7 separate regions of the Mus musculus genome follow, and regions 1, 3, 4, 5, 6 and 7 are each linked to region 2. The links are chromatin loops, found by intact Hi-C in ENCODE. Cell type or tissue: left cerebral cortex. All regions are shown on one strand.

Evidence for each region. Hi-C counts contacts between places; a loop is a spot of excess contacts. Peaks named below come from ENCODE experiments on the same cell type or tissue, not always from the same donor. Only the 100,000 strongest peaks of a DNase experiment are listed, where the experiment ranks them.
Region 1: it touches region 2 in a loop (6-fold over the local background); 2 of 42 quality-filtered maps call a loop at or near these places.
Region 3: it touches region 2 in a loop (3-fold over the local background); 8 of 42 quality-filtered maps call a loop at or near these places.
Region 4: a loop joins it to region 2, with 4 times the contacts of the local background. A loop is called at or near these places in 3 of 42 quality-filtered maps.
Region 5: a loop joins it to region 2, with 4 times the contacts of the local background. A loop is called at or near these places in 6 of 42 quality-filtered maps.
Region 6: a loop joins it to region 2, with 4 times the contacts of the local background. A loop is called at or near these places in 2 of 42 quality-filtered maps.
Region 7: a loop joins it to region 2, with 11 times the contacts of the local background. A loop is called at or near these places in 8 of 42 quality-filtered maps.

The regions. Positions count from the first base shown.
Region 1 is chr3:33,304,178-33,308,177 of GRCm38, forward strand. No RefSeq gene overlaps it. Among named protein-coding and RNA genes, the nearest start is that of Gm24780, 87 kb to the right of the region's middle. In left cerebral cortex, no CTCF peak of the experiment used is centred here; DNase peaks (open chromatin) are centred at 1,820, 2,179 and 2,776; H3K27ac peaks cover 2,499 bases.
Region 2 is chr3:33,141,601-33,145,600 of GRCm38, forward strand. It overlaps a transcript of Pex5l not described here. Among named protein-coding and RNA genes, the nearest start is that of Gm52604, 24 kb to the left of the region's middle. In left cerebral cortex, a CTCF peak has its summit at 1,796; DNase peaks (open chromatin) are centred at 554, 955, 1,631 and 3,669; H3K4me3 peaks cover 1,650 bases; H3K27ac peaks cover 1,618 bases.
Region 3 is chr3:33,056,379-33,060,378 of GRCm38, forward strand. All of the region lies in intron 3 of Pex5l (peroxisomal biogenesis factor 5-like), which reads right to left. All of the region lies in intron 3 of 4930419G24Rik (RIKEN cDNA 4930419G24 gene), which reads left to right. Among named protein-coding and RNA genes, the nearest start is that of Pex5l, 25 kb to the right of the region's middle. In left cerebral cortex, a CTCF peak has its summit at 1,540 (motif pointing right); a DNase peak (open chromatin) is centred at 3,906; H3K27ac peaks cover 45 bases.
Region 4 is chr3:33,395,889-33,399,888 of GRCm38, forward strand. No RefSeq gene overlaps it. Among named protein-coding and RNA genes, the nearest start is that of Gm24780, 4.7 kb to the left of the region's middle. In left cerebral cortex, no CTCF peak of the experiment used is centred here; DNase peaks (open chromatin) are centred at 1,541, 2,644 and 3,560; H3K27ac peaks cover 3,782 bases.
Region 5 is chr3:33,788,941-33,792,940 of GRCm38, forward strand. No RefSeq gene overlaps it. Among named protein-coding and RNA genes, the nearest start is that of Ttc14, 9.2 kb to the right of the region's middle. In left cerebral cortex, a CTCF peak has its summit at 2,246; a DNase peak (open chromatin) is centred at 2,254.
Region 6 is chr3:32,908,794-32,912,793 of GRCm38, forward strand. It overlaps Usp13 (ubiquitin specific peptidase 13 (isopeptidase T-3)), which reads left to right. Exons shown (of 21, transcript NM_001013024.2): 14 at 2,780-2,868. Among named protein-coding and RNA genes, the nearest start is that of Gm34153, 61 kb to the right of the region's middle. In left cerebral cortex, a CTCF peak has its summit at 1,611 (motif pointing right); a DNase peak (open chromatin) is centred at 1,636.
Region 7 is chr3:33,042,371-33,046,370 of GRCm38, forward strand. All of the region lies in intron 3 of Pex5l (peroxisomal biogenesis factor 5-like), which reads right to left. The region is part of intron 2 of 4930419G24Rik (RIKEN cDNA 4930419G24 gene); the gene reads left to right. Among named protein-coding and RNA genes, the nearest start is that of 4930419G24Rik, 20 kb to the left of the region's middle. In left cerebral cortex, a CTCF peak has its summit at 1,792 (motif pointing right); DNase peaks (open chromatin) are centred at 1,457, 1,831 and 2,561.

The sequences.
Region 1 (4,000 bases), 160 kb after region 2:
TCAGCAATCTTTCATGCTAATTATGTTTATATTTTTAAAATTTTTGTTCAGCACCTCCCACACCCACACATTTTTTCCTGCCTATTACATGAACCATAGAGAGGGTTTAAAGATGTCTTGTGTGTTATATTTCATACATAAGTATTTTGATTGATATTTTATTATGAGGCTGATACACCTTCCTAATAAATTGTCTATTGTGAACAATACCTCTCTCTTTTTTCCACACCCCTCTAAGTTGATACCTTATTGGATTAGGAAAGTAGAAAAAGAAGGTAGTTTTCTCCTCAGGATTTGAATAGAAGTCCCAGAGCCAGCTATCTTCAGGGTGACTACACCCCTACACACACTTTGAAGAATTCTTTATTCTGTGGGATCTGGAAACCATGTTGGCTGTGCTGACCTCATTCCTATTCCTGGAGCTACCTTCATGAGAATTGGAACAAACAAACAAACAAACAGACAAACATCCCTAGGGATCAAGGTTGTGATCCTAGAATGGTGGGTGGTGAGTAGAAAAACATAAGATGTCAGAGCTTGAAGGTATGAGGAAAGACAGCATAGAGTCTTCCACAAAGTGCTTAAGATATGGACTCTTATCACTGCTGTAGCAGAGGAGCATGGAGAATCGGCTAGCTACTTACATATGTGGCAAGAAATGGGTGACCATTCCTAGAATGGTAGAAATAGGTCCCACAGAAAAATGTGTTGAATTCCTAAATACTGGTACCTCAAAATATGACCTTATTTGTAAATAACATTTGTAGATATGATCTAGATTTGTAGATATGATAAAGCCATACCAGATAGTGGAGGGTCTCAATATAATGATTGGTGTCATAAAAAAAGGAACATGTGGAACTTGAGACAAGAAGAAGGTTGTGTGAACACAGATACAGAGGTTGGTCAAATGTATAAGGCACTTCATTAGTGAAGCAGGGAGTTGCCAGCAACTGTGGAGAATGAAGAAGTGAAGATGCATGTTCACCTGAGTCTGTGGAATAAGTGGAGCCCGACCAATAACCTGATTTCAGATTTTGAACCTCCTGGACCAGGAAATATATGTTTTTGCTATTGTAAGCAATAGCTTGTGACACGCTGTTATTACAGTGCTAGGAATTTGTAGCAGTTAAGACCCCAAACAGTGATGCATAGTTGACTCATTCTCTGTGTTGGGATTATATATTAGAGGGTATTCTATCTACCTTGATTCAAAATGAATGAATGGAAGAACTCTAATAACAGATGTGCCTTTATTGTCATAAAGGAAAACAATAACACCTACTAATATTATTAGCAGGTGTTCTGTCTGACACAATAGAATTTTAAGTTCATGTAACTATTTATCTTTGTTTTCTGTCAATAACTTTCATCTAAGCTATTTTAAGCATATGCCACTTGAATGAAAATAGACTTTTGACACTGTGTAATCCTCTAAAGACAAATAGTCCAATTACCGACAATGAATACCTTCAAATCTGTTCTTTCTCAGACTAGATTCATTTGTTTCTCACATGAAACTTATATGGCTTCATCCAAAAATACTAGTGAAGACAGAACAGTTTGAACATGGTAGTAACCTGCTGTACACATATTTGAGAAATGAAATGACAGGTGCATTTAAGCTGTTGACATCACTGAATTGTAAGTGGTGGTATTGGGTAAGCCAGCTGTCAGCCCACATGAATAGTTTTAATGGCTTTAATGAGATGCAAACTTTCTGCTTTTTGCTCAGTGATTGAAGACAAAAACAGGATAAGTGGGGAGCTAGAGAGATGACTCACTGGTTAAGGGTACTTGCTGTTCTTCAAGGACTTGGCTTCGATTCCCAGCACCCATATGGCAGTGCACAAGGGTCTATACCTCCAGTTCCAGGTGAACTGATTCCTTCTTCTGGCCTGCTAGTGCATGAGGCGTGCAGACAGGAAAAACATTCATATACACATTAAAACAAAAGAAATCAAACAAACAAAACCCACACATGAGATTCACAAGCCTTGCTGGTCAGGAACTACTGATTTCCCACTTCTCTAACAAACAGAAGCACACATTTTTCATTAAGAAATGCTCAATTCACATTTTTTCTTTTGCAGAGGTGAACTAAATTATTATACAAGTATAAAAATTCTCTATGGCTCCATCATAGAGCAGAATTTATAGAAGCTCCTATCTGGGCATCCAATTAAAATTCAAGGACATTTTAACTATGCCAAGCTTTGTCATGAATTATGCATTGTTTTAGATTTCTGTGATCTCCTAACTTTCTTTGAAATATGGGCTCTAAATCTTGCCTTGATTCTTCTGGGTTTTGATAGGACAGTTTTATTTGAATAATTTTTCTATTCTATTTTTTCCAGAGAGTAAAGAAGATATGATGATTTGCCAAAATTAGAATGAAGTTTTTCAAAAAATCTCACACCGCCTTAAGTCATGAGAAGTTGTTTTTCTTTATGCATGTAGCTTCCGGTGTTACACAGCTACATTTTGAGCATTTGTTTTTGTGTTTGTACAGTGTTGTCAAGGGCCACTCAAATATACCTAACTTCATTTTGTAAGACTATTTTGTTAAGAAAAATGAACAATATATCCAACAGTGATAATCAGGTGGAACCAAGTAATCCCAGACATGAAAAAATTATACCACATTACTGTTTTTTAGTTCCCCTCCCCAACATCAAATAGTGGTAAGTGTTTGAAAACTCTGAAAATAAAGCTTTGAATTTTCTTTTCATGCTGATTTGGAATCCTCTGTTTCTGGATCCTGGAACCCAGAGCGTGATGGGTTTGTGAGACAAAGTCACATCCTATAGCGTAATGTGTGAAGTGGAAATTTTTGGTTTCTTTGGAGACTCAGTTGTGCCACGTGATATTTTATGAGAGGATGTTTTGCTAAAGAGACACATTGGAGGATGGTTGCTGAGAACAGACATGTTTTTCTGGATGCTGCTTGGAAAAAGGACATGTGACATTTTGCTAGAGTGGGCACATGATGTTTGGTAATAACCCAACATGCTGTGGGCGTTACCTTGTCACTCTTTTTCTGGTCTTTTCAGGCTTTGCTGCTGGTGGTCTTGGCTGATGACACTGTGGCATTGGTTCACCTTGCCTTCTTCTTTGTTGATCATTGTTTGTACTGACTTCATAGAGAGAAACTCACCAAAGAACTTCTCATCACGTTCTGGCAGCTTCTTGCCACTTCCATGGACTTGGGTTGATTGGTAGAGCCTCACAGTTTCTTCTGAATCGAACTCCCATTACTGGTTCATGAGTGGTGTTTGTGAGTGGATCTAGCTACTGTTGCTGATTCATGTGAGCTGAGCTGTTGATATCCTGACAATGAAGATTGGAATCTTTCCCCAAAACCATTTCTAAACAAGTCCACATCCCACTTTGCCCTATAATCCTTTCCTTTCCACTACTTCTGGCGCGTGGTGGGCTAAAAGGGAAGTTAAAGCATTTAAGAACCCTTATTAAAGTAGGTTTTAAAAAGTATAAGTCTACAAATGTATGAGTGCCATTGTCTCATTGCTATACAACGCTGCCTGCAGAATGCTTTCTGCAATGCCATCATCTAAAGAAACACTGGTAATGCCCACTTTTGGATAAAGGAGTCACTCAAGGAAACCTGTCTGTCTAGAAACCTGCTCAAACAACCTCCCTAATATAATAAGTTTTACATTTTTGTTCTATCCAATCAATATTAAAATAGATGAATTCCTCATTCCTTCCTTCACTTTTGAAATTATATCAATAAATCAAAGAAATCAGGAACATTTTGATTAAACCATTATTCTGCCTCAAAAAGATAATATTCTCTATTAATTTTTAAAAAGTCATTAGCATATAGAAAGCTTGAATTTCAAAACTTATGGACTTATAATAGAAGAAAACATCAATTCATTTGACACCAGAGTCACTGTCAGAGATGTTACATATGTTTTTGTAAGTTTGTTTTTTTCATAAGAACTTTTTCATTAGCTTGTGTGTTTGTTTGTTCATG
Region 2 (4,000 bases):
TGAAGAGACTATTTAATAATGAATACAGAGAATGAAAGTTTAAATATCATTCCTGGGTGAAAATAAAGCATCCAATTAAATCAGTCCTTTGCTGGCTTTATTTTTTTCAGTAGTGGGAGAGTGCCTTTGATTTTAAACTTTCAAGACAGGCAGACTGTATTTGCTACATATTTTAAAAATTATACTAGTCATTATCTGTCAAATGTGACATAATCCTATTAATGACTTTCAAAACAGGATGATGTCAGTGACGGGGCTATGCTGTTGGAATTCTACTCGGGTGATTCTGAATTCTTAACAAACTTAAGATACAATCAGTAATATGCTTTAGATAAGGTACAATTAGTGCTGTACATGATCGTTTAAAGGAATTTCCCCAAGACCTGGAAATTAAATATTAAGTCATGCACGCAGCAGAGTATTTGTTATGTCTTAAGGAGTCTAAAAGATACTGGAGCGGCATCTTAGGCACTCACAGAAACACAACTGATGGATGCCAGGTGTAGGGGACACAGCCTATGAGGACTGCTAGCTGAGAGTCTTTGGAAAGGAAGCCCCAGGGAAAAACATATCAAGGGGTTGGGAAGGAGCTCCGCGCACACTTTAGAACGCTGAGTTCGTGTTTGGGTTATCTTTCCACCACTCCGCTGCATAATTTTATCATGAGGAAGATTCAACCTCGTGCATGAAAACTAAAATCAAGGTTAAAGTAATCTTCCAGCTGAGTACTGCGCTGGCATCTGAAAAAAACCCCTCCTGAGAACACGCTCCGCTGTGACTACTGGGACAGGTGACGATGTCCCGTCACCTGAAGGGGGAAATACATCACGGAACATTTAAAAAATAGTGCTTTCCCGGAACACCGCGACAGCGGCTAAGTGCTGGGACTGTGGAGCGCCCTGTGCAGGCGGGAGAGGCGGCAAGTCTGGCTGATGTTTGCCCTTCAGCTGACATACGTGCGAGGTGCAGCGGTAGGATTGCTAGGAAACATGGTCACCTCCTCTGCTAGGATCCCGGAGCCGGCTTAAAGGCACAGGCTCAAGACTGCCCAGAAAGCAAACTTCCCCGCACAAGTTCCCAGTCTTTCCTCCCCATCCCACCCTGGGACACTGTCCAGTGTTACCGGGGGACATAAATGCCTGGGTCATGGTGCCCCAGTCACTTGTTGAGTTGGGCGAGGGCATCTCTGGACCCAGGAACTTGGGGAGCACTGGGTGTTCAATCGACCCGCTGAGGGAGGTCTCTTACCTGCATGTGTCCCTGGTACATTCTGCTCCGGCGTCCTCAGGGCACCCGAGGCTGATGGCTGCTCTCCCGAGCTAGCTCGTAGAGAGTTGCGGGTCGGGCAGCGCGGCGCGGGCTCTCCGCGGGGCGCCCGGGCTACGGGCTACAGGACGCCGGCGGGCGAGAGGGCGGCTGGGCGAGCGGCGCGCTGCGGAGCTGTCCTCCACGCGGGTGCTGAGCGCGCGCGGGCACGGGGACGCGGGGCCGGGCTCTCCGCGGGCGCAGTGCCGCTCGCCGCGCCTCTCCAACTCGCCGGTCCTGTGCCCCACTCTCCTCGCCGCTCACGAGGCTGCAGCGTCCCCTCCCGCCTCCGTCCGGACGCCAGCCCGCGCCAGCCGCCGCCGCAGCTGCCGAGCGCAGGGCGCGCGCCGCCCTCCGGGCCGCGTCGCCGCCGAGAGCCGCTGGCCCGGCGCGCGCGCTCTCGCGGAGCCGGGGGCGGGAGGGCGGCTCCAGCGAGCGCGCTCCCGGACGGTGCTCCGCTTGCTCTCCCTGGTGGTTCAGAGGAGTAGTAGATCCTGAGAGCTGTCCAGGCCTGGAACCGCGGACTTTTAGATGCAGTGTTGGCGACTCCGAGGCAGGGGACTGACCACCAATGGGAAGTAAAGTGGGAGAGAAAAAGGTAGTCTTTCTCCAGAGGTGAATCCTGACAGAGCGTGTGTCCTGCATAGGCCATGTCTGGGCTTTAGAAGAGTTTTGTTAAGCTGATTGATTGAGCTCCAAGGAGTTACCTACGCATCCCACTTTCAGCGAACTCTGATCATACTACTTAAAAATCACACACTTTCTCTCCAGCATTAAAAGCACTCTGACTCTTGTGTAGTTGTTGTCTATCTCCTTTGATGTTACTTTCATGACATCAGGAATCTCTGTGCACTAGCATATCCCAGCACAGCATAGTCCTGGCAGGTGGTAGGTACCCAACAAATATTTGCTGAAGGAGTGACCTGTTCCATATATTGAAATACGTAGGCGGAGTGTTTAAATAGGTCCCGAGTTGAAAAGACTGTGTAGTATGTGTGTCCTCCTGCACTCACATCCTAGCAGCAACGTAGGTGGGTAGAGAGCCCCAACTTCTCGGTTAAGTTATGGATCTCAGTGTATTAGTGTGTTGTAATAGACTTTCCATGAACCTAGAAGCACAAGAATAGAAACTCCCTAGGATTTGTGTCCCTATGGCTCTGTGACCAGGGAAACTTTACAGTGTTTGGAGTGCGGGCCCTAGGGAGGTGGGCAGGGTAAGGGGTCTATTCATAGGAAGGTCACTTCTCAGCCTTAGCTTTCATATTGCCTGGGGAACCACGGGATAACCATTGCCATTTTAAAAATAACTATGTAAACAAATACAACAGAACCATGCACAGGCCCGTGAGGGGACGTGAACTTGAGAAATGATTAATCCAATTTAATACATTGAATAATGTAGCTGAAACAATCAGGCCAGAGAGAAAGAAAATAAACAGAAAGGGCCCAAGATCCCAGCTGTAGTTAACCAAGAACAATTCTCTTTAGGCTTCTGTCTCAACTCTGTGTGATCAAATTCATTGTTCTAGGCAGAAAATCAAGTATGTGCTTAGGTAAAATACCACCAACGTCTTCTTTCTTAGATATTGTGATCTACCACCCATATCCGGTTTTCTTTTCCTTTATTGGAGGGGTCCAAAGTCTCCTCTATGGCCTTTGCATCTGCTCCTGCCTTGCCTAATAAGTTTCTGCCTTGATTTCCTCAATGACAGACTTGGTCTGGGACATGTAAATCAAACAACCCTTTTCTCCCCAAGTCTTGGTGTTTATCAGTGTTAGAAAAGTAAACAAGAACGGAAGGCAAATATAGATACCCTGTTGCGGTAAACATTTAGAAGCCTCTCTATGCTCCTGGCAGATGCATGCTGCTCTGCACCCGCCCCGCCGGCGAGCTCTGGATTCATGAATGAAAGACACACACGCTGCATTACTTTCAGTATGCCTTACTAGTTTAATGGCTGGGCACTTCCGGACGTCCCCCAAGCTAGCACACATTCCCCTCCAATATTCCAGAGTTAACACTTTCTAAGTCTGTATTTTATCTTTGCCGCCCTTTTTCCTTCTGGGCAGGCTTCCCATGCGGCTACTTTCCCTCTGCACCTAGATTTCGGTCGTCTCACCCTCCTGCCCCTTCACAGTGTGGTCCATCCTCTGACCTTCTCATGGCGAATCCTTCTTCTCTCCCAATCCCCTGCCCCCGCCTCCTTTGTTTCTTGCCCAGGAATCCTAAAAGTCCTGCCTCTGTCCCCTTGCCCAGCCATTGGCCTTTGGCAACTTTATTTCCCAATCAGAGCCAACTGACGGCAGGCTTCCTTTAGCCTACATGTGGGACACCACAAACAGATTTTTTTTTTTGGATAACACATTTAGTGAACACAAGCCACTACAGTATCCTGTGTGGGTGTGTCTGCTGGTGACCAACTGCAAGGGAAGAGTTGAAAAAAATTGTAAATGACTGTACACATGAATATGCAAAGAGACGTTTTCGAGTTCAGATACAAAGGAGTGCTGATTTTCTGGGATCTCAACCACTACAATCTTTAAAAGGGAGTTATTTATATGATCTGAAAAACATGGGGGAAACTCTTATCATTTGAATGGAAAGTTTTGGAAATCTGTGAAGGACCACTGACACCAGGGATTGAGTCTGTGATATGATGACATTATCTCATAGCAGATACAATGAACCAAGGGC
Region 3 (4,000 bases), 85 kb before region 2:
TCACAGAGCAACCTACCACTTGCTAGAAGAGATACAGATTACATCATATTGACCAAGAGAATTATCAGGAGGACATTATATCGAACTCCATCAAACTTCAGAAAGCACTAAACCATAGTGGAAGTCCAGCGATGCAAGGAGGTTTGGATTTGGATCTAGTCCTGACCACTGAGCAGTTTCCTTCTAGATCATTTGTGAAAATGGGGGTGAAGCTTAGTCTCTCACCCAGATGTTATAAGAAGCAAGTGGGAAGTGTGGGAAAGTCTGGCATGGCGTAAGACTCAGGTCTTAGGGAACGCCAGCCCTCATTTCTATTCAGTTCTATCCAGTTATTTTATAGATCAGCTGTGCTCTTCAATGACTGTCACAGCTCCTTGCTGCTGCGCTTATAAGACAATTCTTGTAAATAACCCCCTAAGAATTTAATGTATGCCCACTCTCAGGTACTCTGAACAGTTTCTTATTTAAAAACAACAACAACAACAACAACAACAACAACAACAACACCCCCAGAAACCTTTATATACCCAAGTGTGCCCCAGCCAGAACTCTTGTGTCTATGTGTGTGTGTGTGTGTGTGTGTGTGTGTGTGTGTGTATGCCTGATACCAAGCCTGCCCATGAATGTGGAGCTCAAGCTCTACATTAGGGTTTTCCTCAATTACTCTCACTTTTAAATACTTGAGACAGAGACTTTCACTGAATCTGGAGTTCACTATTTGGGCTAGAATGGTAGCTAGCAAGTCCCAGGGGTCCTCCAGTCTCTACTTCCCTGTTGCCAGGAGTACTGTACCCATGTTATGTGGGTCCTAAGAATCAAACTTGAATCTTCATGCTTGCACGGCAGGCATTTTACTGGCAGAGCTCTCCTTTTAGATGCAGGATGAGGACTCTTAATCTGTTCCCACATCTTCTCACAGTACAAGACTGCCTTTTGTTTATGTTATTTATTATTATTATTATTATTATTATTATTATGGTATCCTGTTGTACTGCAGACTTCCCCACCATATTTGAAGTCAGAAAATCGGTGGAATTCTGTCAGTGTGAACACCTGCAGCTTTAGTCTGCTGTGGACATGGCACACGACAATTGGAAACCGGTTTGCTATTGTACTCTTGTGGCCCACCTTTGCTTCTCATACCACCTCGCCAGGTTGCAGGAAGAGACAGTAGAATGAAGATGGCTAGATTGCTTCTTTTAGCATCCCGTTAAAGCCCAAAGCTGTGGCATTAGAACCTGGGGGCTGGGTCAAGTTTCCTGACTCAGGTTTCTGAGCTGGTGCCCCACCTGAGGGAAAGTATTAGGAATGGTTATTCAGAACATGGGTTGTAGTTTGTGTCATTTAAAATCCCATGCTGGAAAAAAAAACCCACAACTTTCTTCCTCTAAATTTCCATTGTTCAGTTGTGGTTAATGGTGTCTGCTTCTCAAGGTTGTGGTAAAGGTTAAGGAAATGGTAGGTAGGAACGTCCTAGTATGTCAGGCTCCCTAATGGGACTACAGTTTCCAGGGGAGTCTGCATCTGGACAGCTCCAACTGTGCCCAGCAGAGGGCATGGAACACAGGGAGACTCAATCAATGTCTGACACATCTTACCCCAGTCTCTGAAAAAACCCTGGCTCCTGCATGCTGTGGGCATTTATTCAGCCCCATGCCTTGCTTCCTGTCATCACTACATCATGACAGCTGGTCCCTCAGCCAGTCAGCTCTGACAGAAAATCTCTGACACGTGCCACCACTTTCTCTCACCATTTACCCTAGGCCATACCACCCAAAGTCACACAGTGCATTTTCTGCCTCCTCATGGTTTCCAGGATAAAATACAACCACATATTTTTCATTGTTGGCAAAACCAAAACAAATTCAAACAAGCAAAAACAAACAAACAAACAAACAAACAAACAAAACAAAACAAAAAACCAGAAACCCAAACCAAACCAAGATAAAAACAACCTCAAGCACAGGTAAAAGCTTTTGGCTTGGAAGCCAGATATGGCGTTGCCATTGTCTCCTTGTGGGACACTTCACCTGCCCTGGTCTGCCATTTGGACCCCTCTATTGCCCCCAGCCTCATCCAAGGCTCCAATCTGAGATCTGTTGTAAATGAAACACTAAGTGTTTGAGATGAATATGACTGGAACGAGAATCCAGACCGCACTGGGTGGTGATGCAGAGTAAGAAAGGAGCGTGTATGAGGCACAGCTGCTGGTAGACCAGTTGTATCAACCTACCAGCCAAAACTGCCAGATTGAGGAAATGAAAGGAGGAGCCCATAACTGGACAAAGGAACAGGTCATGGACTTGAGGAATCTGAACTCGCTGGACTATACGCTAGCCCCCTTTGCTTCCAACTGACATTTCTTGTTTCTTAAAGGTCAAGAGTGAAGAGTAAGGAAAACCCAAAGAGACAAGCAAGTTATACCATGCAAAGGTCTGACAGAGAGAGGGTGGGATGGGAACAAGAACAAAAGAGGAGGGTAAAGTAGCTGGCTTATTGAGCACAGGCTTCTGAGACTACTTAAAGGTCAGAAGCTCAGGGAGAGACAAGGCATGGTTGCTTAACTTCAGAAAGATAACTCAGAGCTCCTGGGCATCCGGAATACCCTGGGTGCGCATCTGAAGGGATCCTTGGAACAGACGCAGTGCATACTTGCATCCTTGGAACTGACGCAGTGCATACTTGCATTCATCAAAGCACTCTATCTGTGCTGGAGGGATTTCAGGCCCAGGCTCTCCCAGATATCAAGAGCTACCTCTCGCAGTATCAAGACAGCATCAATAAGCACGGATTTTTGCATGGGCAGAAAGAAAATAATCAATGCGCTTATTTGATATGCTTCATTAATTGTGTGGGTGGATGCCAGTGATGGTGGGTCTGTAGTGAGCAGCCTGAGTGCATGGGGCTTCTCCAGATATGAGACACAGAAATCCCTTCCCTCACACATATTCTTAGGTGATTTTCAATTCAACAGAGGATCTCACACATTACCCAACAGGGTGGATGCGAAAATCTCTTAAGAATTGAGAAAGTGTACTTATCTGAGAAGCTACAGATGATCTTTTGGCTCCATGGGCTAAACATTCATCTATTAGAAGTCAGGTTAAAATTTATGAGCCTTAAACAATGTTGCAAAAGAGTCAGCCTTCAAAAGGCAAAAGCATGATAATGAGTACGATGGTGACGATTATGATGGTGGTGGTAAAGGTGGTGGTGGTGGTGATGATGATGTTAATGGTGATTGTGATGCTTATGGTTCCCACTAAGTGAATAGTAACTGTGTTTATTTTATAACATTCTTATAATTATCACTAATTGCATTATATATTATGATCCTATACTGTATTATATAAAGTTCCCACATCAAGTTTGCAAAACCAACAGGCTAACACAAGTCATTCCAGACTCAAGGTAAACAGCGTTCTTTACGTTAAAACAAAAACTGTATTTTAAAAGTTATAATAAAGGACGCTTGTAAAGTGGGGAAAGTGTGTGGTGAGATCCGAGATCTGTTCTTAGGAACTGCTATGAATCAGATTCTCTGTGTTATTAGCTTAATGCACTAACACCCAGGGACATCAAAGCACATTGGTATGTATGTATTTGTATATGTATATATATATATAAATGTGTGTGTGTGTATGTGTGTGTGTGTACCTATAATTACAATTAAAGTCCCTTAGCTTTGCATTTCAGAGATAGGGTTCTGGTGATTTTTGCATCTGGGACAGTAAATGCCCTAAACTTATAAAATAGTCAGCTGTCACCAAGGAACTGGCAACAGAGCTCGGGCACAGTGTCTTCCTCCCTGTAGGATGTTAGTCTCCGTATGGGTTCTGTACAAAGCATCTGCCCCCAGGCTTGTCTTCCCTGTCTTCTGCTTGACTGTGGTTAGGAAAGAGAAAAAGCCTAAGGCAGGAAGTGGGGATGTTAGGAAATGAGGACTGTTGGTTGCCATCTGACCAGAGGAGGTGAATGGGCAGACAAATCTGAATGCAGA
Region 4 (4,000 bases), 250 kb after region 2:
CAATTTTTAATGAAAAGCAGGAGAGAAACAAGACTCTCTGGACTCTTTCATTTCTGAGCAGGAAGTGGAACCTGTTGAATTTGTAAAGACAAGGCTAACAGAAATGAGAGCGAAGTCCCCTCGCCAGCGACTAGACAAAGGAAGTTTGTTTCTCATGCAGTGCAACCCTGAAAGCATGGTTTTTCACCAAAGGACTCAAACACCCTTATTTCTTCCATCCTGTATTCCAGCGGCTGATTTCAATGTCACTGGTTTTACTTGTATCTGTCTGGAAGGGAGAACTACAATGATCACTATCCTCAGCGGGTTTGTGGGTCCACCTTAAAAGGTCAGACACAGCCTTTCCTCTCATTCTCTTGACTAAAGTTTAGTCCCATTGAACTATGCTGGGGGCTGGGGATAGGGCCAACCTGAGTGTCCTGAAAGAAGAGAGGAACACTGGTGACATCAGAAGGAGATTCCTGCCACTGTAGACACTGCTTTGTACTTTTAACATGAAGTCTGAAAGAGAAGATAGGCACTATCCATCAATATCATTTGAGAATATTTCACACTACAAACATCTGTTTTTCTCAACCTCTAAATCAGTTCAGAGGCATTAGAGAGACTGTTTCTCTGGCTCTGTATTATTATGATTGGCAAGTATCTGGACTTTTAAAAGAAGTTTGTCTTAGCTATAGAGACGTGAGATCTTTGTCTGGAGACTTCCTACAGCTCTTATCAGGGTTGACCTAATTAGAACTCAAGTAGGGTTTTGTGATTCTAAATTCTCTTGCCACTGTGATGCCTAATTTTGGTTGTAAATTTGACTACATCCCGAATTAACTAGAACCCCAAAATAGGGGGGCACACCTGTGAGGAACTTTTTGCTTAATTTGAAGTAGGAAGATCCACTTCTAATCTGGATCTTTGAGATGGGTAGACAGGCCTTTAATCCAGATCTTTAAATTAGATCTAATCTGGGCCAAGCCTTCAGATGGAAGTCTGTATGATGACATAGAAGAAGGGAGATTTTGCACTTTGCCTGCTTGCCCTCATCTTGCTAGCAAGGCAATTACTTCAAGAATTAGAATCTACTTATTTGGGATTACAGCATATAAAGTCATACAGACTCATGGACTGAGTAACTTCTAGATTCTTGAACAATCTGTTCCTATCCAGCCACTGATGGATTAGTTAGACCTTAGCCTGTAAGTCATTCTAATATCTTTTATATTCTAATATCACACACATTATATATATATATATATATATATATATATATATACATTCTATAAATTGTTACTCTAGAGAACCCTGACTAATATGCCATGGTTGGCCCCAGCTCTTGCGCCCATCACCACAGCCCCGACTCATGACTTTGCTTTCAAAAAATATCTTGGTAGTTTCTTTTCCTTATTCCCATCCCCCATGTTTTTTTTTCTTCAAAATAGCATGCTGGAAATCGAAATCTGTGCTATAATTAAAAGCAGCAGCTTCTCTGGGGATGGGAATCATGGGAGCGTTCCCAGCTCGATTTGTTCCTCAGCTCAAGCTTACCATAAGAGCTGTTTTTGGTACAGGGACTCTCAGGGGAAATCAAAGGAGCCTTGGAAACTGGCTGAGGATTTCCAGGTTAAGCAGCATGGAGCCACCGCAGAGACAGGGCTGAGACACCTGCTGTTTGCTGAGCAGCCTATGGCCCTGACACCATAAGCACCTGCCCACTGTGCTGTGCCAAATGCCTCCAAGTCCCTTACTTCAGCTCATGCTACCAAAGTGGCATCACTTTGAATGTGCCGTTCCATGACTATTCTGCTAGAACAATGTTAAATTTTCATAGATTCAGTGCTGGGGAACACAGGAGAGAAAGCATTCATTATTACCATATTCAACCCAAAAGTTATTTGGCTAACAGAAGTGGGTCTTTTCTGATCAAAGTGGTGGTCTCTCATGTTGCTGAAGCGTGTTTGCTCAGCACACAGCAGCACATAGCCATTGTCTATATTGAAGTCGTTTAGACCTTTCCTCCTTCCGTATCATAATGATAATGGATGGACTGAATTAAAAATTGACGGCAAAAGTATTTTAATAGTTTGCCTTACCCATGTGTGGAAATTAATTTTCCTTCCTTACCTATATGCATTCAAGTTCTCTTCGTTAATATCTGTGTTGTTTATCCTTTAAAACTGTCCTAAAGAGCCTATTTTTAAACAGAGTTAGGGATTAAGAAAGATTTAACAACAAAAGTATATTGAAATTTAGTATGTGCTAGGCATTGCCTTCAGCTCTATGTAACTGATGAGACGAGTCTTGTAGCTTATACTCTAGGAGTGGGACCAGACAATAAGACGTAAAAATATAAATCAACTAGTGAGATAAGTGTGGTGAGTTGTTGCACAAATGATGAGAAAGATACATCTACAGAAAGACCCAGGGAAGAGGGGTTCTCCTTATACAGTCTCTTCCTCCTAAGAGGGAGGAGGAAGGTATATGAGAGTAGAAAGTTGATGAAAAATATGGAACTTGGAATGTTTCAAAATCCTGGAGCTAGAGAGAGAAGACGGCAGTGGAGCTGTCTGAAGGTGGCTCAGGGAATGCCAGGGCTGGGATGGGCTTTGTGCCATTGAGACACCCAGGCTCCTGTTAGTAAACTCTTCACTAGTACTCCCTTGAGTAAAGCCTACAAACTCACAGGTTAGCAAGCTAGATTCTGAGAGAATTGCTTGTCTGCTGCTGGTGTTCTCTATTGGGTGAATAGTTATCTATTCTTATGATCACAGCAAAGATCGTACAACAGGTCCACAAAAGAAAAGAATTGGCAACAAGCCACAGCCTTGGCATGCTCCAGCTGCAGCGCAAAGCTCATTTTTTTGCCAAAGCAAATTAAGAAAAGGAAAAGGTGGGAAAGGCTAAGGTGACAAACATTAACAAAAATCTTCAGAGTATTGAGGACGGTATTTATTAAGAATTTACCTGAAACTGATAGGGGACTGGGAAATAGTTCAGTGAGTAAGTCTGACAACCTGAGTTTGATCATTCACTGGGACCCAGATCTTGTAAGGAAAGCTCTGACTTCTGCAGTTGTCTTCTGACCTCTGAACATGTTGTGTACACACACACACACACACACACACACACACACACAAAGAGAGAGAGAGAGAGAGAGAGAGAGAGAACAATAATCATATAAGTGTAGAATTCACACTGAGCAGTAAGAGAAGGACAACTGGAGGATATGTGAGAGTCCCAGGGTTAGGACTCCAGCACAGGATAGTGTGCCGAAAGAGGCACCGAGATTAGTCATGTGTAATGTGTGCCTCAGAGAAAAATGTGGAATCAAGGACTCTTAGGTACTTAGGAGAAGCATGGTGTCATTTGTGATGACAGGGATGCTTTGCTGCTGGTTAAACCGCTCAGATGTTTATTGCATTATTAGTTTCTGTCAGACACTATGCTTGGTATTGCATACCGTGCGAACACCCCCCCAAGAAATTCTAAGTCAGAAATTATGAGAGCTGGCAGTAGGCAGAGGAAGAAGGATGAAGAGGAAATGACAAATTTAAGAAAAAACGTGGGAGTTAAAGAGTTGGCAGAATGTGGCGCCTGATGTTTGAGAGCGAGAAAGATTCTGAGATGATTTTTAAATTTCTGATGCAAGTGGGTTGATGGCAGAGCCTTGAACAAAGACAGGGAATGCACAGTCACAAGGTTGTTTGTGCACAGGAAATGCACGGTCACGAGGTGGTTTGTGGACCAGGCCATTATTCCCTTAACGATGGCAGCTAGTGATTGAATGCTGGCTGCTTCCTGTGTCCCCTGTAGTGCTTGCTGCTTAACACAAAGAGCCCCAACTTAAACCTATGGCACTGCTCTTGTTCTTATGCAAGCGTTATCTAGAACTCAGAGATGTTGTTAAATAACTCAATGTCATATATGCAGGGATTGGGAGAGGTGGGCTTAGTATAGATGTAGCTGCTGGGTTTGAGTTGACATAGATATGTGGTCAGAAGCACTTAGT
Region 5 (4,000 bases), 650 kb after region 2:
GGAGCTGATGCAGAGGCCATGGAGGGATGTTCCTTACTGGCTTGCTTCCCCTAGCTTGCTCAGCCTGCTCTCTTATAGAACCCAAGACTACCAGCCCAGAGATGGTCCCACCCACAAGGGGCCTTTCCCCCTTGATCACTAACTGAGAAAATGCCTTACAGCTGGATCACATGGAGGCATCTCCCCAACTGATGCTCTTTCTCTGTGATAACTCCAGCTTGTGTCAAGTTGACACACAAAACCAGCCAGTACAAGCACCTTGGAGTTTGAGTGACAAGAGAAGCATGCGTAACTGTGATTTGCTCAAAACATAGCTAGGACTCCTAGGCTAAAGTTATTCCCATTGTGATAAGTATCTAGTTCATCGTAAAAATCTTTCAAACTCTTAAATATTTTGGAAACATTTAAATGCCATATTCTCATTTTTTATAATAGCATAAACTTTAAAGTTTTATTTCTTTATAAATAAGATATATTTACACTCCTATAGAATTTTTCCAGCTCTTATGAACAAGTAGGCAATTCCAGCCCAAATCTTTTTATAACAAAAGTCATTATGACTATCTGCTTAATATCTTAAGGTTACTCCAACCACTAACAGTGATAGTCACATTTGCATAGTGACCTACAAAACTCTACACCCTACTGTTCCTACCATACCTTATCCCTCCATTCCTCATGTGTATCAAATGCTTCTTCTTATTCTAGTTCCTCTGTCCTGGTGTTTCTTCTGCATTTTCCCTTAGGTAAAATGGATGACTAATGCCTCATCTCCTGTATGGCCTTGACTTGAATATCATCTCAATGAGACCTTCTATAATTCTCCTATTGAGATGACTACACCAGTCCTTCTGCACTTTCAACACTTTTGCCCTTGATTTAGTTAATTTGCTATAGGATGTATCACCAATATACTACATAATTTGCTTATATTTGTTGCTTATTATGTCTCCCTCAAGAATATAAGCTGCATGAAGGCAGGAATATTGATGAGTCTTTTTCATTATTATGTCATTAACATTTCAAATAGTACCTAATGCCAAACAAATATTTGCTGAATGAATAGACTGATGCAGTTCACAGTTTGAAACTGTGTCTACAGAAAATCAAAGGTCATATCTAAAGGAGTGTTAATCCTCTCCCTGTTTTTCTGGCTCTTTCAGTGGGTTCCATTGAAAATAGCAATATATAAAACAACTAGTGTATTTTTAATTCCTGACATTTTCTTTTGGTGCTTCCAACAATAAAATTCAAAAATTACTATTTGGTAACTAAAAGATGATCAATTATTCTGATTCTAGAGACATGTATAATTTGAATTTAAAATGCTCACCAAAGCAATCTAGAATGTCCTGACAACGAACTCTATTTATCATCTTACTATTCATGTCTCTTATTAAAAGCATCGCATGTTCCCTGTTATAGTATTCTAAAACACTGCCACAAAATATAAACATAAGAATCTACTATGTGGGAATTTATATGTGTGTATATGTTTATGAACAATCACACTCAAGTTTATTTTAAAAAGTACACTAACCTAACCTAATTCATATCAATAGTGAACATATCTTTCAACTTCTCTCAACAATTATGGTAGAGGTATTTTGAGGTACTTTCATTTTTTTCTAATCCTTTGTATAAACAAATAAAAACATGGAAGAGATACTGGCTGAGCCTGAAACTTTAGGTGGTCACTTCATACAGTCAAGTACTGTACATCTCCAAGAGTACCATAAATATCATACAAGGATTATGTTGTAAAAGGCTACAGAGAGTCACTTCATATGGCCAAGCACTGTACATCTTCAGAAATGCTGTACACTGTGCCTCTCCAGGAGTGTTATATATATTATCTATAAGTCATGATATAAATATTCCAATGTAATGACCCCTTTCCTTGAAGCTATGCATATTCTGGATCTGTTCAGAGTTATTTAGCCTTGATTAAAACAAAATTCAGTGAATATTACTATAGGGAAAAACAAAAACGAAAAAATGTCCCTAAAATTTCAAAAATCCCAAGGTAACCAATGATTGACAAAAGATCAATAGATTATGAACTTATTTTCATGAAAATAATATCTTCAAAATGTTTGCCACTCACTAGAAGATAGAGACAATGTTAAAGACAGTTGTCTTGAAATAAGTCATAGATCCCTACCACTGAATATAGACTTTGTTGCTGTGTGAGGTGATTTTGGACATGAACACAGTTTGATACTATAGTGATCTTATAGCACCCTCAAGTGGATTAAACTAACAAAATTTCCTTTCCTGAAACTGTTAGAATCCATTCAAAAGGACTGTTGGGATGAAGCTGTGTCAACCTTTTCTCATGGCTTATAGTTGGAGGTACTCTGCTAATAGTGGCAATAAGTGTTTGAGGCTGATAATGAACAAAGTGACTAAATAATTTTTTTTCCTTAGTATTTCTCACTCTTCCTTGAGTCACTCCAGGGTAACTTTGAATTGAGTGTCAGATACTACACAACAACCTATATGGCAGCAAACAAAACTCTCAACTCTTGTACCCTATTCTTGACAATGAAGTCAAATGACCCACTATTGGGAGAAAGATTCAGACATATCTTTGAACATTTACATATAATGAAGCAGGGAAACAGAATAAGATACACACACTTATTCATATATACTATATAAAATGAAGAACTGCCTCACATGATAAACAACTATGACAGGTTAAAGGGATTGAACAACCTATAATATGAAATCTACAAGCTCTAGACCCAGGAAAGCTAGTCAGAGTCCACAGGCTAGAGAATATGCAGTCATTGATTTAAATTCTACTCTGAGGGGAGAAGAAGATAAAATTAGATGTCCCAGTTCAAGCATTGAAGCAAGGAAAAACACAAATTCCTTTTTTCTCTGCCTTGTTTCCTTTTCAAGCTCTCAAAAGATTAGATGACACCATCATAGTAGCCTATGGGACAATTTCATTGCCCTTAAAAATATATATATATTCTATAGTTTGTCTATTCTTCCTTCCACAGAAGTCCTGATAACCAAAGAACTTTACTGTCTCTGTAGTTTTTCTTTTTTGAGATTAACATCAGTTGGGATAATTCAGTATGTAGCCTTTTCAAATTTGCTTCTTTCACTCCTTCATACGTATTTAAGTTTCCTCAGGTTGTTTTTATCATTTGGTTATTAATTTCTCCTTAATGCCGGTGGAACAGTAATAGCCCAGGGTTACAAAGGAAAGGCCAAGTAAGCTTCAACCCTCAGATACCTCAAATATGAGGAAAGCAGGATTTGGCTATCTCACCCTCCCAACCTAGCACCATAAAGCCAGCTCCCCCAGTATCAACCCTAGTAAGAATTTATTACCCTGACAGTTATCAGGCCTCATTCCTTGTTTGACCTTGTGCATGGGCGCACATGCACACACACACATACACACACACACACACACACACACACACACACACACACCCTACAGTCCCTCAGTATGTAGATGAAGCATCTTCCAACAGCCCTGCCATAGTCAATGATACACAGTTCACACAAATCTTACCCCAAAGACCCTGGTCACCTCCCTGGAAGCATAAATACCCTACCCACAATAAACCCAACTCAGTGTCATTGCCAACACACTCATAGCCTGCCAAGATCCTGTGCTGCATTCAAAAACACCCAGCTAAGCTTCCCTCCCTCCAGTCCAGCTTGGTGAACAACAGGCCTGGCTACCAAGAGTGAGAAGCAGACACAGGGCAGCAAATTCTGAATAATAAATATCCTATTGTCTGATGATACCATAGTTTACCCATCTACCCATGGAAAGACATCTTAGTTTCTAATTTTTGAAAAGTATGATTAAAACTTGTATATATCCATGTGTAAGGCTTTGTGTGTGAGTAGATTTTCAGCAACCAAGGTAAGCTGAATGTAGTCACTGGGTTTTATGATGATAATGTTTTGGGATTTGTGAAAGCACTACAACTTTCCTCAAGTGGCTGCACCATTTAGCATTCAAACC
Region 6 (4,000 bases), 230 kb before region 2:
TTGCATATAGTTGACTAATGGCATTTTTGGTGCACTTACCAGAAAGGGGCTAGTACTCTTTTTGACTTAGCCAATTTTCAATGCTGTGGAGTAGACCATGTTAGTTATTGCAGCTTACATTGTTTTTTCATAATAAGATGTCTTCATAACATGTGAGTCTTAATTGTAATGAGTGAGCAGTGCTAATAGACATTGTACAACTGCCAACCCATTTGCAAAGCCCAGTTTAATATTGTCAGATTTAACTGTAACTTGATGTCCGCGAACTCCTGTTACTGAGTGGAGATTCTTATTGCTCTTGAGACAAACCTGAGATATATGTGGAACAAAATGCAGTGTGGTTGAGTTTAAGATATTTTTGAATGGTTGGTAGTTACCCACTACAGAGTCATTCCTTAATTGTTCCTCCACCTTCTGTCCCAACCTCCAACTAATCCACTGCCCATACCTTATTTTCACACAGCTCTTTAGCATAGAGTCAGCAACTTTCCTGGCTCCAGAGTCACCATTTGCATACCATTGATTTAATGAGATTACCCCAGATTTGATATTAATGTGAGAAGGTCTGGGCAGAGGAGAGGCCTCAGTGGTAAAGACTGCTGCTTAGGAATGAGAGCTTGCCTGTGTGGGATCTGGTGTGGCTTGTGCAGAAGCAGAGCACGGTGGGCATGGCTGTAAACATGGTACTGGGATGAGGACAGGGGCACATCCCGGGCTCCCACTGGCTAGCCACTCTCATCTGAGCTCCAGGGACAGTAGAGACTGTCTCATAAAAGTAAGGTGGAGAGTGAGAGAGGAAGAAACACACCCACTGATTGTTGACCTTTGATGGACACATACATGAGCATCTCTCTCTCTCTCTCTCTTCTCTTCCCTCTCTGTCTCTCTCTGTCCCTCTCTGTCTCTCTTTGTCTCTTTCTGTCTCTCTCTCTCTCTCTCTCTCTCTCTCTCTCTCTCTCTCTCTCTCTCACTCTCACACACACACACACACACACACACATACACACACATACACACTCACACACTGTAGCTGAAAGATAACTTTTTTCATTAGTTGAAAATGCTATAATAGCAGGTGAATTTTGTTGACTTTCTGTAAACTGGAAGTCTTGGCTTCATTTAAATGAGAATGATATATATTTAGGCTTCTCAGGCAGCCAGAGAACCCAATTGGAGGGACTGTACGTTTCTTCAGAGAGCCAGGATAATCCTAGATCAATCCCTTTGCAAGGCTGAGCTCTCATAGTTGCCTTGCATTGAGGCCTGTTCTCATCTACTGTCCTTCTGAGGGAGAACTTGAGACAGAGCAGGGAAGATACAGGTCAGTGACAGACCAGTTCAGTGTCCGAAACTTTAGGGATGATGGAATTCACTCCACTTCCTCAGTACAGTACAGTCTGGTGTGTCAAGGGGTTTTCACAAGGGCGAGAAAGCACTGAACAACCCTGACAGCACATCCACGAGTAAGATCATTTCCAGATGTAAAACGAGCCTCAGAGGGGCCAGAGATTCCCCCGGATCTGGAGTAAATTACGAGCCTACTGAAGACTTAAAGCCATACTTCTCTACTCTTTGCCCATGGTCAGCCCTGTGCTGTGTCTACTATTCTGCACCAGAGGGCAGCAATACATTGGAGTTTGTTCAGACCTAAAAAGATGTGTATCAGATAGAAGGCAATGGCTCTAATTCAACAGTGAGGTTTGGAGGAGAAAGCTCGGAGCCTTCTATTTTAAAGGGGACCTATTGTACCATCTCTGGCTCATTGTCTGTACATGATTTTAGCCCAAAGGCTGGGAAACAATGTGGCTCTTTGTCTGTTTACATAGACAGGCAAATAGAAAGAGGTGCTGGAAAGACATAATTGGTGACCGAATGAGTGGGATTCGGGCACTGAGAGGCATGGATTTGATGTGCAATTAGAACAGTCAGTGTGTGCATAAAAGTGATAAAGCCAAGCCTAGAATACTCTGTATTTCAGTTTGAAGTGAACTCAGAATTAACTCAGTGTTAATTTAAAAATGTCAAGTTCAGGGGCAGGAGCACTTGCCGCTCTTGCAGAGGACCAGGGTCTGGTTCCCAGGACCTACATGGTGTCTCATAACCACAGGTAGCTCCAGTTCCTGGGGACATGACCTGCTTTTCTTAGGTCTGTGGACACAGACATGGTACATATACACACGTGCAGGCAAACACCCATACACATAAGCTAAAATCTTTTAAAAGATAAGGCTTAGGTTTAGATAGAGAGAGCTAGCTATAGGACCCGTGCTACCCGGGATCCTGGTATTCAAAGAGACTCTGTAATGGTCAGCCTCAACCCGAGTTCTGGCAACCCTCCCTTGCACCAGTCCACTGCTGTGAGACAGTGATGCCCAGGAGGAGTGAGGCTGGCTTCTCTGCACCACGTAGGGAATGTCACAGACATGGTGCGTGCTTGACTGAGAACACACACAGATACATACACAGGTAAAAACACTCCAAGAATGCTGGGAAATCAAGTGGTTTAGGCACACTTTCCAGAGCACTGCAGCAAAGCAGTCACTGTGAGATAGCTGCACCCAGTGATTACTGTGTCCCCAGTCAGCATTTTCTGCGGCAGAGAAGCCAGGGGGTTGGAGCGAGTGTGCGAGTACCGGTGTACTGACTGTTGGTTGGTTCCTTCTCAGGGCAGTCCTTGGCATTGCCAGGAGCCCCAGACAAAGCTGCCTGTGAGCCATGGACAGCAATAGCCTTTCTTTTCTTCCTTGTTTGATTGATCTCCTCCCCTTGTGTTTCCCAGAACTTCTCGCTTTGCCTCATTCCCTGAATACTTGGTAGTGCAGATAAAGAAGTTCACTTTTGGTCTTGACTGGGTTCCCAGAAAATTTGGTAGGTATCCTTTGCATGCTTTCGCTTAAACTATAGAGTGAGCCACCTAACCAGACATGGCATGTGAAAGAGGCTGTGGGAACGTCTGCCCCGTCCCTTCCACCCCATTGTTTCCTCTGTTACTCCCAGGTTTCTCTGGACCCAGAATCTAGGAGAAACACTACCATAAGAAACACCATATGCTAACCACACCCTCACCACTGAGCTCTGGGAGGATCAGGTTCTCAGAGGGGAAGTACACTCCTTGCGACAGCGCATCTCAGAAGTTACTGTGCACACAGGTCACCTGGGATCTTTGGAAAATGCAGATCCTGATTGGCAGGTGTAGGTGGGCTGAGCGACCATGTTTCTAACCTACCGCATGGTGTTGGCATTGACAGTCCAGACGCCACACTTGTAGTAGTAGGTAGCTGGAGGTATAACTTCCTCTTAGCACCCTTCCCTGCCTCTGAGATACAGCAGTACTATATGTATGTGATATTCATCTAAATCATACACATTTTCCTCCCAACCACTTGGAAACATTGGATTTGGACAGTTGATAGAAGGATGTGGTTTGGGCTTCACTGGCTGCCTTTTCATCAATACTCAAGGTCCTTGGTCAGTGTGGGAGGCCCATTTTCCAGATAAGGCATAAAGACCATTTCCTTAGCCACCAGGGTTGAATGTGAGCAGTCTTAAGTGACCTCCAGGCTTGTGCAAGGATTTGCATCTCACTCCGTGTAGCTTCTCTAGCAAGGACTTCAAACTGCCAGTCTCTTACAGACTTGTTTTTGGGCACTTACACAACAAAACGATGAAAGCCTTAAGAGTCATCCAAACACGGGTAGAAGGGGACCTGGAGACAGAAGGAAGAACAGCCAGCATGATTTCTGAGGAGGCCTGGTGCTGGTGGGCACAGAGTGCCAGTTTATCACCCTTTGTGCTGAGCTATTCCCAGTGCCCAGGAGACCCTTGATTTTCTTGCTGGGAGAGTTTAGGGAGCAGAGGGGGTCTGAGGGCAGGGTGCTGACCACTCTGTTCTCCACTGGCCTCTGAGAAGGTTGAGATACTTGAGAATTTTGACCCATTCAGGCTTTGGATTGCTGTGGACGGGGTTTTTGGTTTGTTTGTTTGCTTGCTTTTCCTTTTG
Region 7 (4,000 bases), 99 kb before region 2:
CTCTTATAACTCATGTAATGAATTATACAATGTAGATATGGAAAGTTATTAAAGAGAGTGTCACCAGTGGGATGCTTTTGAGGGATTGTGCTGAAGGTTGTTTTCTCTCTTGGTCCATTATTTTATACTTCAACTAAAGACATTAGTTAGAAAAAGGAAGGAAGGAAGGAAGGAAGGAAGGAAGGAAGGAAGGAAGGAAGGAAGGGAAGGAGGAAGGAAGGAAAGAAGGGAAGGAGAGAGGAAGGAAGGAAGGAATAAAGTGTGGCCACATCTTTTTTCCTGCCATCTTTCTGTCACAGCATGTGGCTCAGGAGCACCTGACTTCTTGAGTTTTCCTTTCTGTCCATCTGTAGGTGTCCATCATCTGCTGGTGTTCATTTGTTCCTAGGCTGCTTCAGTATCCTCTTAGATAACAATTTTATCTCCTTTGGTAGTAATACAGTAAAGTCAAACTAGAAGTACTTAGAGGAGCCTGGGCTTTCATGCACTTACATATTCCCATGTTTCGAAAGCCTACTTTATCACAAAGAGATACTCAATAATATTTGCTTAATTAAATTAAAGGTATAAGAAGAGGAGCCATTCACAAAGATTTCAGACTGTGCTAGCAGCACTTACACCATTTTCTTTGTATGTTGTATGCACATGGATGTCCATGTAGAGGCCAGGGCAAGATCTGGGTGACTTCCTCTATCACCCTGTGCCTTACTGCCTTGAGACAGGGTATCTCACTGAACTAGCTCACTGATTTGTCTAGGATGGGTATCCATATCCAATTCCTGGCTCTTGTTTCCAACCCCCAATGCTGGGAGTACACCCATGTGCAGACATGATTGGCTTTTGATATTATTGGCATTCAAACACGTCTTCTTCATGCTTACGCAAGTGCCCTTACACACTAAGCCATCTCTCTAGCCCCACCACTCCCTTTCTGACCATCTGTCTCAAACTCCTTGGTCTAGGAAGGGGAAGGTCTATCTATAAATGCTGTGGGTAGTGAGTGGCTGAGACCAGGACCCACAGTGACACATGACACACACTGGGATTCTTGAGCCTTGAACAATAAGGAGCTGCTTTTCAAAAATGTTAAGATCAATAGGACTAGAGAAAGACCTGGCATTTAAATGGCTGCATTTAAGTCACAGACTCAACTCTCCAGCAGGCTCTAGATAAAATTTAAAGCACATTTCTTCATTCTCAAATATCCTGTGGTAGTTCTAAAACTCAGCGATTCTCCAAAGAGTCCACCTATCCCCTTAGATATAACAGAAACAGACGGAAGGCAAAGGGCTAAAGCAGCTTATACTCTTCCCATCTTATCATGTGGGGAAAACAGCCACACCAGAGCATAAGAGCCAGTTTGCATCTAAGGTAGTTAGAAGCAAACTCACTCGGTTAAGATAACCCAGCCGACGCCAAGCCTCTTGGTTCTGTTCCTTCCACTGACTTGCCCTAATCTTACAAGTGAGCTCAGCCAACAGTTGTCCATGCCATTAGTGTGTCCAAATAAGACGCCAACTATGAGGACAGCCTTCTTTTCTATGTCTGTTACATTCTCATGCAAGAGGGAAGCAGACTACACCAACAGGGCCCAAGCTGTGATGGCTGTAACCCATTTATCCCAGTAAGCCTGCATAATCTTTTAATGGAGAAGGGTAATGTCAAGGATTACTTGAAACAAGGGATAATCCTAAATGACATGATTAGAAACCACGATTTTTTTTTTTTTTTTTTTTTTGAGTAGCTCAGCTTTCCAAATCTTAAAATCAGGCTGCTTTTCTTGTTGGCAGCAGGGGGCAGCAGATGAAAGTCAGTTCTGGGCCAGTTTCAAGGATGGAACATTCCAGATGGAAAACTCCTTAAAGTGAAATTTGAAAAAGCCAAGTGTTGATTCTGACTCTCCCCTGTATGTCTGCTTTAGAAAAGAAGGCTGTCGAAGGTACAACGGATTCTGCATTTACATAGGTCATGCTCTGTACTGTACATATTCTATAGTCGATTAAGTTGTGCCTGGTAAAATTACCATGAAGTCTCTAAAGCTAGGACTGTCATGGTGTTACCTCTCATGGTGCAGAGTGTATTTAAGATATAGGACGCCCCCTTTTAACATACACAAATGGCAGGCACGTGCTTAGCCAGAAACAGCCATTGGTTTGGAGAAACGATGTGTGGATATTAAGACTAGATTCTGTTTAAGGTCCTGTCCCTGCTTTCTCTGCCTCTCACAACTGAGCCTGCAGATGACCCTGAGACTGTGTGACATCTGCTCCCAAGCTGTCATCTCCACATGTCCCTCCTTCCTCTTCATCCTGTCCTGGTAGCTGGTACAGAACCATCTTGCAGTCCCTACTCATCTTTCCTGCTCCTCATGCGAGTACAACACCCGGGGGGTGGGGGGTGGGTGGAGGGTGGGTGGGGAGCGGGCTGACATACGGGCGTGAAGCTGTCATCTTCTTTAGAAGTCCCCATTTTGAAAGCAAGGTTTTGTTCTCCATATGCTCAGCGCAGGGAGCCCATCTGCTCTGTCTCTGGTTCTCAAATCGAGGTCCCAGGACAGGGAACACTGGCTTTTCTGGGGACCTTTGTGGTTGACAGCTGGATCTGACGTGATGGATGAGCCTAGGGCACCAGAGACTTTAAATGTTTGGGTGATTTTTGAGCTCACTCAAGATCAAAAACCTCTGGACTACGAAGTCACATGTAGTGCATGCATTCTCTAGTCTTTGCTGTGTGATACCAGCTGCCAGTCCAAGCTTCTTTGTTGGTAGTTTCTAACTTCCATCTTGAAGCTTCAAGTTCAGCACAACCCCAGCCCTGTAGTAGAGCTCTTCCTATGCACATGATAACTCCCTGGTTGCCAATGCTATCCTCCTAGAATGCTGCTATCATACACCTGGCTCTGGGAGGCCAGCCTCTGCCCACCTACTGAAACCCTGGGGCTGCACTGGTATCAACTGCACTGCAGTTTGTGGTGACCAGTGACTTGGATGCCGGCTTCCTGCTGACTCTATTGATGTCTAGGGCCTTTCCTGTCCTATGTGTTCTTCAGCTTATTTTTGTATAAACAAGTTATACTCATTCAAACATTTCAGAGTCTCAACTGAGTTATAGAATGGGGAGAGAGGAAATGTCATCATCTTGCACGGATGAGAATTTTGAAGAAGAAACTATTTATTGAAATCTCTGTAGATCTGCCTGCCTTCTTGCTGCTTGCCTCCCTTCTCCAGGAAGGGAGCTCTGTCTTGCCTTTAGTTCCAGGAACAGCCTTTGATAATACTTGAGAAAGGAATGAGTACAAAAACATGTGCAGAGAGACACAAAGGTTACTTTTCTCTAGCTTGTCTAGATTGTAAAATGTCCCTAAATGTGGCCAAGATGTCAGTTAACATCTATTTGTCCACAAGAGGTGACAGGGTTTCAGGCATCTCAGAGAATATTTGATCAACACTTTTCACTTTTCTCTAATCTTTTTCAGTTACACTTTTGTGTATATGAGGTGTGCCCATGAACGAAGAACACCCCTTGGGGCAGTTGGCATACATTCCCGTGTGAGTGCTAGTGCAGACAGGACATCAGGATGGGTGGCTTCCAAGCTTCTGGGGACTCTCCTGTCCCTGACTCCCATCGCACCCTAGAAGAGCTGGGATTGTAAATGCCTGTGCCACCATGTCTGCTCTTCCCACTGGAGACTTGAACATGGGGCCTCAAACAAGTATGGCAAGTGCTTTACCCACTAGGCCATTTCTCCAGCTCTTCATTAATGTTCTGGAGGTGGAAACTGAGGCCTGCAAATGTACAGTCAATGATAAAGGTTATTGAGTTGATTGGTGGTTGATATAGATCAGACAGCTCATATTTCCTGACTTTCAATATTTTCAGTGTGTGTATGTATGTGTGTGTTCATGTGTGTGTGTGCGTGTGTGTATGTGTGTGTGTGTGTTGTCTGCTTCCACCTCTCCAGCAATGGGATTACATTCACATTTTACTGCACCAGCTTTGT